3 separate regions of the Homo sapiens genome follow, and regions 1 and 2 are each linked to region 3. A link is a contact called in ENCODE Hi-C or POLR2A ChIA-PET data. All regions are on one chromosome and are shown on one strand. Each heading gives the region's core, a stretch centred on a gene start or an enhancer-like site at or near the end of the contact. The rest is flanking DNA. Distances are from core to core; before and after follow the strand shown.

Evidence for each region. A loop is a pair of places that touch in the nucleus more often than their neighbours do. ChIA-PET counts read pairs that join two places held with the same protein, here RNA polymerase II (POLR2A). Pooled maps may share reads with other maps.
Region 1: a map of naive thymus-derived CD4-positive, alpha-beta T cell shows a loop between it and region 3 (4-fold over the local background). The contact joins the promoter of DNAI3 here to the promoter of SSX2IP in region 3. A Hi-C loop is called at or near these places in 1 of 168 maps with a recorded cell type or tissue (naive thymus-derived CD4-positive, alpha-beta T cell) and 8 of 50 pooled maps. POLR2A ChIA-PET finds 5 or more read pairs at or near these places in 1 of 52 experiments (Panc1).
Region 2: a loop to region 3 is called in a map of CD8-positive, alpha-beta T cell, with 5 times the contacts of the local background. The contact joins the promoter of SYDE2 here to the promoter of SSX2IP in region 3. A Hi-C loop is called at or near these places in 3 of 168 maps with a recorded cell type or tissue (CD4-positive, alpha-beta memory T cell, CD8-positive, alpha-beta T cell and naive thymus-derived CD4-positive, alpha-beta T cell), 2 of 37 single-sample maps with no recorded cell type and 15 of 50 pooled maps. POLR2A ChIA-PET finds 5 or more read pairs at or near these places in 2 of 52 experiments (Caco-2 and H1).

The regions. Positions count from the first base shown.
Region 1 is chr1:85,060,295-85,063,764 of GRCh38, forward strand. DNAI3 (dynein axonemal intermediate chain 3) reads left to right here and starts at 2,033. Exons shown (of 23, transcript NM_145172.5): 1 at 2,033-2,192. RefSeq lists an enhancer at 1,668-2,168.
Region 2 is chr1:85,199,327-85,202,644 of GRCh38, forward strand. It overlaps SYDE2 (synapse defective Rho GTPase homolog 2), which reads right to left and starts at 1,690. Exons shown (of 7, transcript NM_032184.2): 1 at 926-1,690. The coding sequence starts at 1,670. LOC124904207 (a long non-coding RNA gene) reads right to left here and starts at 916. Exons shown (of 2, transcript XR_007066199.1): 1 at 825-916; 2 at 1-713. RefSeq lists an enhancer at 805-1,416 and a silencer at 1,429-2,578.
Region 3 is chr1:84,688,971-84,692,209 of GRCh38, forward strand. It overlaps SSX2IP (SSX family member 2 interacting protein), which reads right to left and starts at 1,491. Exons shown (of 14, transcript NM_001166293.2): 1 at 1,401-1,491. RefSeq lists a silencer at 943-1,702.

The sequences.
Region 1 (3,470 bases), core at 783-3,282, 370 kb after region 3:
AAAATTATGTGGCAACTTGGCAAATAAATTAGAGGGAAAGAGATAGAACAAGTCAAAAGACTATTGCTACCGTCTAGGTGAGAGATAAGGCATATCTGAAATAAGGCAGAGGCAGAGGATGGCTAAGAGAAAATGGATTATTTGAGAGACAATTAAGAAAGAAAAATGACAGAACTTAAATGATATGTTGACTGTGGGCAGTAGAAGAGGAGTCAAGGATGACTTTCAGATTTCGTTTTGCAACTGATGGACAATGATACTATTACCTAGGGTAGAAAATAAAGAAGGAAAAAAAGTTTCTGAAAGATAATGAGTTGACTTTGGCTCTGCTAAGTTGTGGTGCTATGGTCATTCATTCATTCACTACATTTAATCTTTATTTAGCATCTATTAAACAACATGAACTGAACTACACAGGTAGTTGGAAATGTCCAGTAGCTAGAGGAAATTCAGGTATGGAATTTAAGAGATATGTTAGGCTGAGAATGTAGAAATGGAAGTCCAGTGTGTTTAGTGGTGATGGCTGAAGCTAAGGGGAATATATGATGCCGACGCCACCAGGAGAGTGCGAAGAGTGACAAAAGAAGACTCAAGACTGAGCCCAGGGGAAAACGAATCTTCCACTTCCTGGGAGTGGACAAGCTGGAAAAAAGTTGTCAGAATGTTTAGATAATACCTCTTTTTTAGTTTTTTTCCTTCATAATTTGTATTGTAAAATTCATTTGAATTTTGTGAACACAAATTCTTCAGAAATTTGAAAGAATCTATATAATCTTTCTGCACATAACGTAAAAATCTTCATTCAGGATCCTTAAAGTCTCATATGTTATAAATGATTAGCCTCTTCTCAATTAAAGATTTTATTTAAATTGGGTGTAAAAATTAATTTAGACCAATTACAGAAGTCAATTACATTGCTTTATTAAATTCTGCCAGTTTACAAATTAGGAAGTTATTATTATTATTATTTTTTAAGACGGACCCTCGCTCTGTCGCCCAGGCTGGAGTGCAGTGGTGCGATCTTGGCTCCCAGGTTCAAGCGATTCTCCTGCCTCAGCCTTCTGAGTCGCTGGGACTTACAGGTGCACGCCACCACGCCTGGCTAATTTTTTTGTATTTTTAGTAGAGACGGGGTTTCACCGTGTTAGCCAGGATAGTCTCGATCTCCTGACCTCGTGATCTGCCTTCCTCAGCCTCCCAAAGTGCTGGGATTACAGGCATGAGCCACCGCAGCAGCCCCCTGAACTCTCATATGTTATAAATGATCAGCCTTTTCTCAATTAAAGATTTTATTTAAATTAGGTGTGAAAATTTATTTACACCAATTACAGCAGTCAATTACATTACTTTATTAAATTCTGCCACTTTACAAATTAGACAGTTATAATTATTTTTTAAGGGAAAGGAGGAGAACAGTGTTCAGAGAGTTGAGCGTCACTGTATGAATCCCACCGGACTCCTAATCACAGATAAAATGAACCTTGGGTTACTCACGGATTCAAGTTTCTTCCCCGGAGACTCATATTTACAGCTTGAGTCAAATTCTAAACAAAAGTTATTCTGGCAAGAAGGAAATGTAACCCATTAGGGTTCTGGGGCGCCCACGACAACCAGTGGGGCGCAGCTTCCTCTCCACTCCCTAGGAGGGCCCAGCTCGCTGCAGGGGGTGGGCAGGAAAGCTGCCCGAAAGGATTCTGAGCGGGCAGCCTCCTTAACATTTTCTCTCCTGGTTCCTAGGGTCCACACCCCAGAAAGATTCTTCTCTGGCTGAGATTGCGGTGGGTGTGAGGCATGGACCGAGCCTGTTAGACCTGGGGTCAGGCCGGGCCACTGTCATTAATATACTTAAGACACAAAACTCTTTCCTTGGTAGTGGAAAGCTGCTGGCCTCACCCGGTTCGCGTTGAGTGACGTCACATAGTGGCAACCAATCACAAGTCTGCTTTGAAAGATACTGTTAGGGAGCGGACACTGTATTGGTAGAGATGCTCTGTCAGTCTCGCAGAGGACTCGCCTCTTTTCTCTTAGCGACAGATGCGTCCTGGCAACAGTCGGCAGAGTTGCTGCGGTTTGTGCCCTTGCGATTTCTTTTTCTGAGAGAGGAGAGTCAAACTCCCACCTCCAGCTCTCGAAGGAGCTTTTCCTGAGGGCACTGCAAAGAGGCTCCTTTTCTTTCAGATCAGCAGTATCAGGTAAGAGAAGCTCTGAATGGGAAAGGCGGCTTGGAAAACAAGTATTTTACTCACTCTTTCAAGGGTATTTGAACACTCGCTGTGTCAGCAATGTGCTAGGCTAGTGGCAGTGAAGACTACAAAAAACACAAGTCTTTCCCTGCTTTCAAAGAGCTTCCAGCCTCGTGAGGGAAACAAAAATAGCAACGAGAGAGCAGTTAACGACACTCTAAGAACTTTAAGGGCATGTACTGTCTTGTTCCCATGTTATATATACCCAGTGACTATCATATTGCCTAGTACATAGTAGGAACTCAATAAACCATGAATGAGTCAGTTAATGAATGAATGAATGAATGAATGAATGAATGAATGCCAAAACAGCATGATTCTGATTATCCGTCTAGGGGCGGGGGTCAAACAATAAAAGATTAATGTGGGCTGAAATAGATTACTTCAGGACTGTTTAGAAAGGGCTAGAGTAGATAAACAGTGAGGAAGATGAACAGGGAACACAAACTCTTTGAAAGTAAGGACATTGTCTTATTCCCCTAGTGACTAGTTTACCCAGTACCTAATTGCTGCGCAATACTTTCTCCTTCTTCTTGTGTATGGTGAATGCTAAATGAATTCACAGCAATCTTTTAGGAAGCTCAGAGTTTGAAGCCCTCTGCCTTTGCAGAGGCCTGACATAAGTAATTACACATAGTATGACTGGAAAGTGTCAGGGAGAACAAGATTGTTTCAGCCTGAGTGAGGAAGTCAGGGAGGCTTTCGGCTTTGGGGGAAAAGTTCATAATTGCCTTGAATGATGAGAAAGATTGAAGCAAGCAGAGAGATGCCTGCATGGTGTGGACCAGGAGCAGCAGGAGGGGTGGGAGGGAAGGGGATTCTCCAGAGAGGGAGGTGGGAAAGTCCTCGACTGTTTGGGAATGAATGGAAACCGTGTGAGGCTGGAATAGAACTGGAAAGGTTGACGCAGTGAGGCACACTGTGAAAGTACTGAAGGCCATACTTATGTGAGTTCAGACTCTATTTTGTTTTGCAAAATCTGGTGTATAGACCACCAGTGCAAGACTGTCTCACAATGCTTTTAAAAATGCGGAGTCCCAGGCTCAACCCAGACCAGCAAAATCAAAGGAGGTCCAGGAAATTTGCATTTCAAATGAGCTCCATTTCTACAATCTGGAAGAGAATGCTACTGTGAATGATAGGGACCCATAAAAAGTCATTATACAGGGAAGAGACTTGATAAGAGATGCATTTTTGGAGAGCTCTGAGGTTGGCCTCTTGAGTAGT
Region 2 (3,318 bases), core at 440-2,939, 510 kb after region 3:
GATATTATACTCCTTTCAGGAAAGATATTTTGATATTTACAACATAATTGACTGGTTTCTAGAATTGATAACCTAAACCTTCAGTGATAGTTAAAAATCATGCACATACAAAATAGGGAGCTTAATCCTATTATAAGGATCAATATACTTTTTAAAAAACTAATTTACTTCTCTTATAAATAGGATTTAAGTTTGCAAATGACTGCTTTAAAAACAAAACTACCTGAGGAACATTTTTCTTTTGATTAAAATGTTAGTGTCCTTGATTTTTCACAATAAAAAGATTACTTTGTTGAGGTTTCTTTGTCGGGGGGAGGCAGGTGGAGAGATGGTGTATGTGAAATACTACCTGACTAAAAAATTCTACTTATGGTAGGGTTTTTTTTGTTTGATTTGTTTGGGTTTTTGGTTGTGTGTATGTATGCATGTGTGTGCGTGCCTGGGAGAGGCAAAAAAAAAAAGTTGTAATGAGTAAAATGACAGTTTATGAAGCCTATAAAATCTACCTTGAATCAAATTCAAATTTACAAACTCCACAAAAGTCTACGGATTTGCCTAGAGCTACAAAGAATAAAAATCAAGACAGTGCCGCCCATCTGTAAACCTACTAAAAGTGTGTTATACTTAACCTTTACTCCTTTAGGTAATACTTAGGGAATAGACACACTGGTTTTTCGAGAAGAAATCACAACCTCAATTCTTCATGCCATTGTCTGATTAAAAAGAAAAAAAAAAGCAAAACGAGTAAATGCATTACATTAAGTAACCCCGAAATTACTTTAAGCTGCCACTTACATGACACTTACTTTCGCCCGGTAACGTACCTGTCGCAAAAACATAACTTTTTCTTGGCTCTTAAGACAGAAGCCCAGTCGGTAAACAGTAAGGCTCGCGGTGCTAGCATTTTCATCGCAAAGTATCCTACCTGTCAGCGTAATTCTTTGGTCTGGAGGCACCGACAGGACACGGTTTTCACGCACTTTCAAAGCGCCCACATTTGGGGAGGCTGCCTGCGTTCCTGTGACTTTGGGAGCCGTCCCACGGGCACGACCCTTCATTCCCAGGGACAGCAGACGCCCTTTGTACATCCACTTCTGCAGCTTCTTGACTGTCACTGCCGGCGGCCTGAGGAAGGAGGGGCCTTCCTGGCGGTCTCCTTTGCCACTGCGTATCACAGAGGACCCCGCTGGATCCCTGAAAGGGCTTCCCGAGGAGCAGCCGTGGTCCTTGCAGCCTGGAGGCTGGAGGCCGGTGGGTGCAGCCGCCCGGGCGCGGTCCCCACTCCAGCCGTCCATCCTGCCTCCACGTGGCGGGGGCTCGTCCCAGTCCCGGTGCGCGCCGCACCTGATCCAGCTGTCGCTCGGCCACCGCTGGAAGGGAGGCGGCTTGGCACCCACCCGGAGGCTCTCGAGGCTTCTGCTGCAGGACGGCCGCATCCGAGGAGTCCGCAGCTGGCCTCCCCGCGGCTCCCTCTGAGGCGACCGGGGCGGGGACACCTGCTGCCGAGGGCGTCCGCCGCCTCCCCGCTCCCCGTCCCGGGGGCAGGCTCGGCGGTACGCGGCGCCGCGGGAAGGCGGCTGGCCCGGAGCCCGGGCTCCCGCGGGGAAGCTGTGATCCGCCAAGCCCCTGCCGCCCCGCCGCGCGCCCGAGTCAGGGGGCAGGTCGTGCATGGCCTGGATCAGCAGATAATAGGCCTCTCGCAACTGGGTCCGCAGCCTGCCTGTCTCCAGGCGGCCGCCCTCCGCCCCCAGGGAGGAGCCCGCCGCTGGGGGAGGCGGGGGACGCCGTTCCGCCTCCGCCCCCTCAGGCTCGGGCGCAGACTGCGAGCCGCCGGGCAGGTTTTCGTAGTAGTCGGCGTCGTAGTCGTCTTCGTCCTTGTCGTCTTCCTCCTCCTCTCCGCTGTCCTCGGAGCCCTCCGGGGAGTGCGGAGGGGCGTGAGCGAGCCCATGGCTCTGGGGGGCGGCCTCCTGCCCGCCGCGCGGCCGAGGCCCGAGCGCCCCCAACTGCTCCGGGTGCCCTCCGGGGACCCGCGCCCCGGGACCCCACGCCTCAGGTGACGGCGAGGGCTGCTGTAGGCTCCGCCCGTGTCCCCCGGCGTGCTCACGTGGGAGGGTGTCTGCGGCACCCCAGGCGTCTCCCGCGGCTGCCGAAGAGGCCGCCACCGCAGCTGCGGCTGCCGCCCGGAGCCCTAGCCCCCCGGTGCCGCGGGGACCCCGCCTTCCCCGGAGCCTGGACAGCGTCCTCCTCAGAGGGTCCGCCATCCCCTCTGCCTTAGCCGCGAGGCTCACCCCCGCCAGGGGGAGAGGTCGGAGCCCCGCTGGGGAGAAAACCGCGCTCGCGGAGGCGGAGGCGGAGGCGGCGGCGGCTCCCCATGACCGGCGCTGGCCCTCGCCGGCTCCTCACATACTTGGCATAACTCTGCCGCGGGAAGGCGTGGGGGAGGGCGGTGGCGCCGCAACGCGCATGCCCCGGAGCCCCGGGCCGCGACGGGGCGCGCGGGCCGGGGGCGGCAGAGGTGGGTTCTCGGGGTGGGCGAGTGGTGCAGGTGGAGGCGGAGGGCGCGGGCCGGTAGGTTGAGTAGTAGGTCGGCTGAAGCTGACCGACGGAAGCAGGGGTGGGCGCACAGAGCGCGAAGGGTGCGGGGAGAGTTGAGGCAGGGGAAAGAAGAACGAGCAGGAACGTGAGTTTGGGCTGGTGGCTGCAAAGTTTTGGTTAGGGAGCCCGAGAAAGGGAAAGTGCCCTCCTGGCTGTCACCCCAGCACCTTCACCGCCACCGCTGCACGAGGTGTGTCTTAGGCACAGCAAGTCCTAGCTTGAGAGAAAACAAAGATTGTTTTGACGGACAAAGTACGAGTGCAGGTGTATCTCGGTGCATGTGTTCTAGAAATGTATCAATCATTTTAATCGCCCAGAGAGCTAGCTAGCTAAAAGAAATTTGCAGCGATTCCTTTTCTATAAGAGTTCTTTTATCAAAAACAAAACAAAACCCACCCACCGATGTCTCTTTTAAGTCTGTTTTTCCTTCTTTATTTCAGTTAATGCATGCTAACAAAATTATTACATCAGCCAAAACTTGTAAAATGGAGCCACAAATATTATGTCCCTCATCACCCTACCTACAAGATTATCATACAGGTTTGCAGCTTTCTAATATAAAAAAGTTAACACTTCATTTTAATTTAAATAGTGAGTTGAGAAGCAATTGAATTGAAGTTGAGACACAGTGTAATCTAGAAATACCGGCTGTCTCCCAAAAACGTTAAATTCCAGGTTCTGGGCAGCAGTTGCAAACTCAAGTACCCCTCGTTGCCAGAGATT
Region 3 (3,239 bases), core at 241-2,740:
AACCGTTTTGTTTGAGAAACCTTCATTAACAGCAGGCAGAACAGAGTGTTAAATTAGCTATTAGCTTTCCTTACTTGTTTAGTGTGAATGAATAACCTAAGCTTCCTAAGCCTGTAGGTTGATAGTTTTAGGATAAGAGATCTGATGGATCAAGTTTTGCCGACTGGATCCAAATTCATAAATCTACCTCTAACTTCTAAATTTCAAAATAGCTTGACGTGAACTTTAAAGGCATTTCTTTCCTCTCCAAATTTCTAATTCTTTACAAATTTTATTCACTCTCCTAAATGAGTCAACTCATACCAACCTTTCTAGTTCAGGATCAAACTGTAGGATCACCAGAATTTTCTTCTACCCCACAGTAAGCCAAACCCCCATGAACCATGAAAAGGTCCATGACATCCATCACCCACAGCTAACTCTACACCTTGACTCTAATCTGAATTGTTAGAAAGCCCAGGAAGTTCAAGAAGCCTCCACCCTTACACTTCTAAATCACCTTCTTTTCTAATCCTCAACCTATTACAGCGTCCAGAAAAGAGAAATCTCAATTCTCTCAGATTCAAGAACTTTATCAGCGTTGCTAGTAATCGCAGTTTGGCATTTACAACTATGGGTCCTGAAACTGGGTAATAATCTAAAAATTCCTACATTATACGTGCAGACAGCAAATTAGTATATTCTATGTCCTGGGCCCAAGCGATATGCCTAACTGGGCAATCAGCATAGGCTCAAAAAATGTGCAGGGAGCTCACAATTCAGTTTACTGTCGTTGACTATAAAATTCTAAACCAAAGTATTTTCATGATAAAATTATAAACCAAAGTATTTTCACACATGCCTGCCTCTTGGATGATGTAAATTCTTCCCCTAGACTTTTTACTAGACCACTATCGGGGTTCTCTTCCACTGCAGCGGCCACCCAATAACTCGTTTTAAAGACTGCCTCTTGCGGCTGCACTAGCAAATCGCCAAACCCCGCATGCCCCACGGCCGCTGCTGAGACTCTGCAGCCCCAAATCGGCCATCCCCTCCTCCCCCACGTCCCCGCGCTGCTCGTCCCCCAACGCCGGGCGCCAACCTTGCTCCATCCCAGAGAGGGTTTGGGGCTCCCCGGGTCAGAGCGCTCCGCAGGCGCAGCTCCGCGAACGCCAGCGAGAGCGGTCCCGGGGCCAGCACCTACCTCCCACCTCCTCCTCCAGGAGCGGCCCGGGTCGACGCTCGCCCGCACCCTGCAACGGCCCCAACAGCCGCGCGGAGCCTCCCGCCGAACAACGGGGCGCTGAGCCAGGTGCCGGCTCTCACCTCCGCGCGCGCCCGCCCCTTGCCGGCGCCCACCCCCGCCCGCCCCTCCCTGGCGGGGCGCGTCACAATCCCCGACGCGAGGCGCTGCTGCTCACCGTCACGGCCCCCGGGAGCGGCGGGGAGTCACCGCTCGGCGTCCTAGCCCGGCTCCCGCAGCCCGAGGGCCAGCAGCGCCTCGCAGCGCCTCCCGCCCGCGGCCCCTCCTCCGCTGCGGGCTCCCGCCTTCCCCGCCCCTTGCAGCCGCCTCCCGGCCTCCGCAGGTTTCCGAGGTTCCCACCCCGCCCCCGCGCGCCGGCGCCGCAGGCCCCGCCGCCTCCCATTGGCTCCGCCAGTTGCTAGGCGATGAACAACCGTGGCCTGCATTGGTCGGGTGGGGGCCTCGGTAGTCTCCTCCTTACCTCCAAAAAAACCCGGAGAAAAAGAAGACCTTATCCCTGCGGTCCGCGCGCGCTGCGGGCGCAGCTGCGGCTGCGGCACCTGTTACGCCCAGTGATTCACCCGGCCGTTTTCTGCTCCCCGCCCCCTTCTGACGCCTGCAGCGTCCGGGGCCGGGGCTCTGTGGGGGCCGGGACTCTGCAGGGACCGGGGTCGTGGCTACTTTAGAGCACGTTTTCCGAGCCCCACTGAACCCCAACACCCAGCCTAGCAGCAAAAGTGAAGCTTCCAGGAGAGCCACGTGCGTTTGCCAAAGTGGAGAAATAAACTGCGGGCACCTAGAATTAGGTCAGGTCCAAGGAACGGGAGGTTCAAGCGTCGGGAGTCGTGGATGCAAACAATCCAGCCGGGAGAAAGTTATATGTAAAATTAGGGCGAAGAAATGGATCTGGGCAGAAGACCGCGGGCAAAGGAAAGACTAAGAAATAGCATTCGTGAACTCAGTTTATGCAAAAATGTCTTACACCCACTCGACAAAGTATGTGCGATGAAAATGTATGCCTGCTGCACCCGTGGCCAGGGTCAGGCTGTCTCCTCCCTGGTTTCATGGCAGCCTAAAATTCACTGGGGAAGAAAAGAAAAGAGGCCAGAGAAAGGAGATCAGATGGAGAAATCACAGGCATATAGGTTACACAAAGATGTTCTTTGATTTTTGTTTTGTTTAGTTTTGGTGAAGCCAAGGGATTTATTCAAAAGGCGAAAAACAGGTTTGGTGTTTTAAGGAGACTCCTGAGAGCACTTTGAAACCAAAACAGTATGAGTGAAGATGCTAACACTGAAAAACAAGAGCGGGAGGAATGTCCACCTCCCAGTTTGCATGCACGTATCCCCAATCCTGGATGAAAGATCAGGGCCAGAAGAAGCACGCCACGGTGACAACTTCAGGGCCCAACGAAATCCTCCTCTTTTCCTTTGGCCAAGCAATCAGAGGCCCGTCTAGCTGCTGTTGAGCCCAGGTGGCGTTACCATTAACAGTTACATTTTTAAAAGGTTTGAACCAAGCTTAGTTGAGCTCTGGGAAGTTTAGCTCTGACCTCAGCAACCCCGGGAAAGGAATAAGATCTGCCTGAATAAACCAGCGGTCTCAATCTTTTGGTCTCAAGACCGCTTTCCACTTGTAAAATTATTGAGAGCCCCAAGAACTTTTCTTTATGTTGGTTACAGCTATTAATATTAAAACAGAAATTTAAAAATTGCTATTTTTTAAAATAATAATGAATAAAAATAAAAATGTCAAATAGCGCATTTTAATTAAAAATAACTATTTTCAAAAAATTAGTTAAAAGAATGGTGTTACTTTAAAATTTTGCCCATATCTTTAATGTCTTGCTTAATAGAAGGCATTTGGATTTTCATATCTGTTTGTGCATTCGATCTGTTGTGCTATTTCAGGTAGCGTCTGGAAAACTCTACTGTGCACTCATAATGAGAGGGAAAAAGGCAAATAATATCTTAGTATTATAACAAAAATAGTTTTGACTTTGCAGACTCCCTGGAAG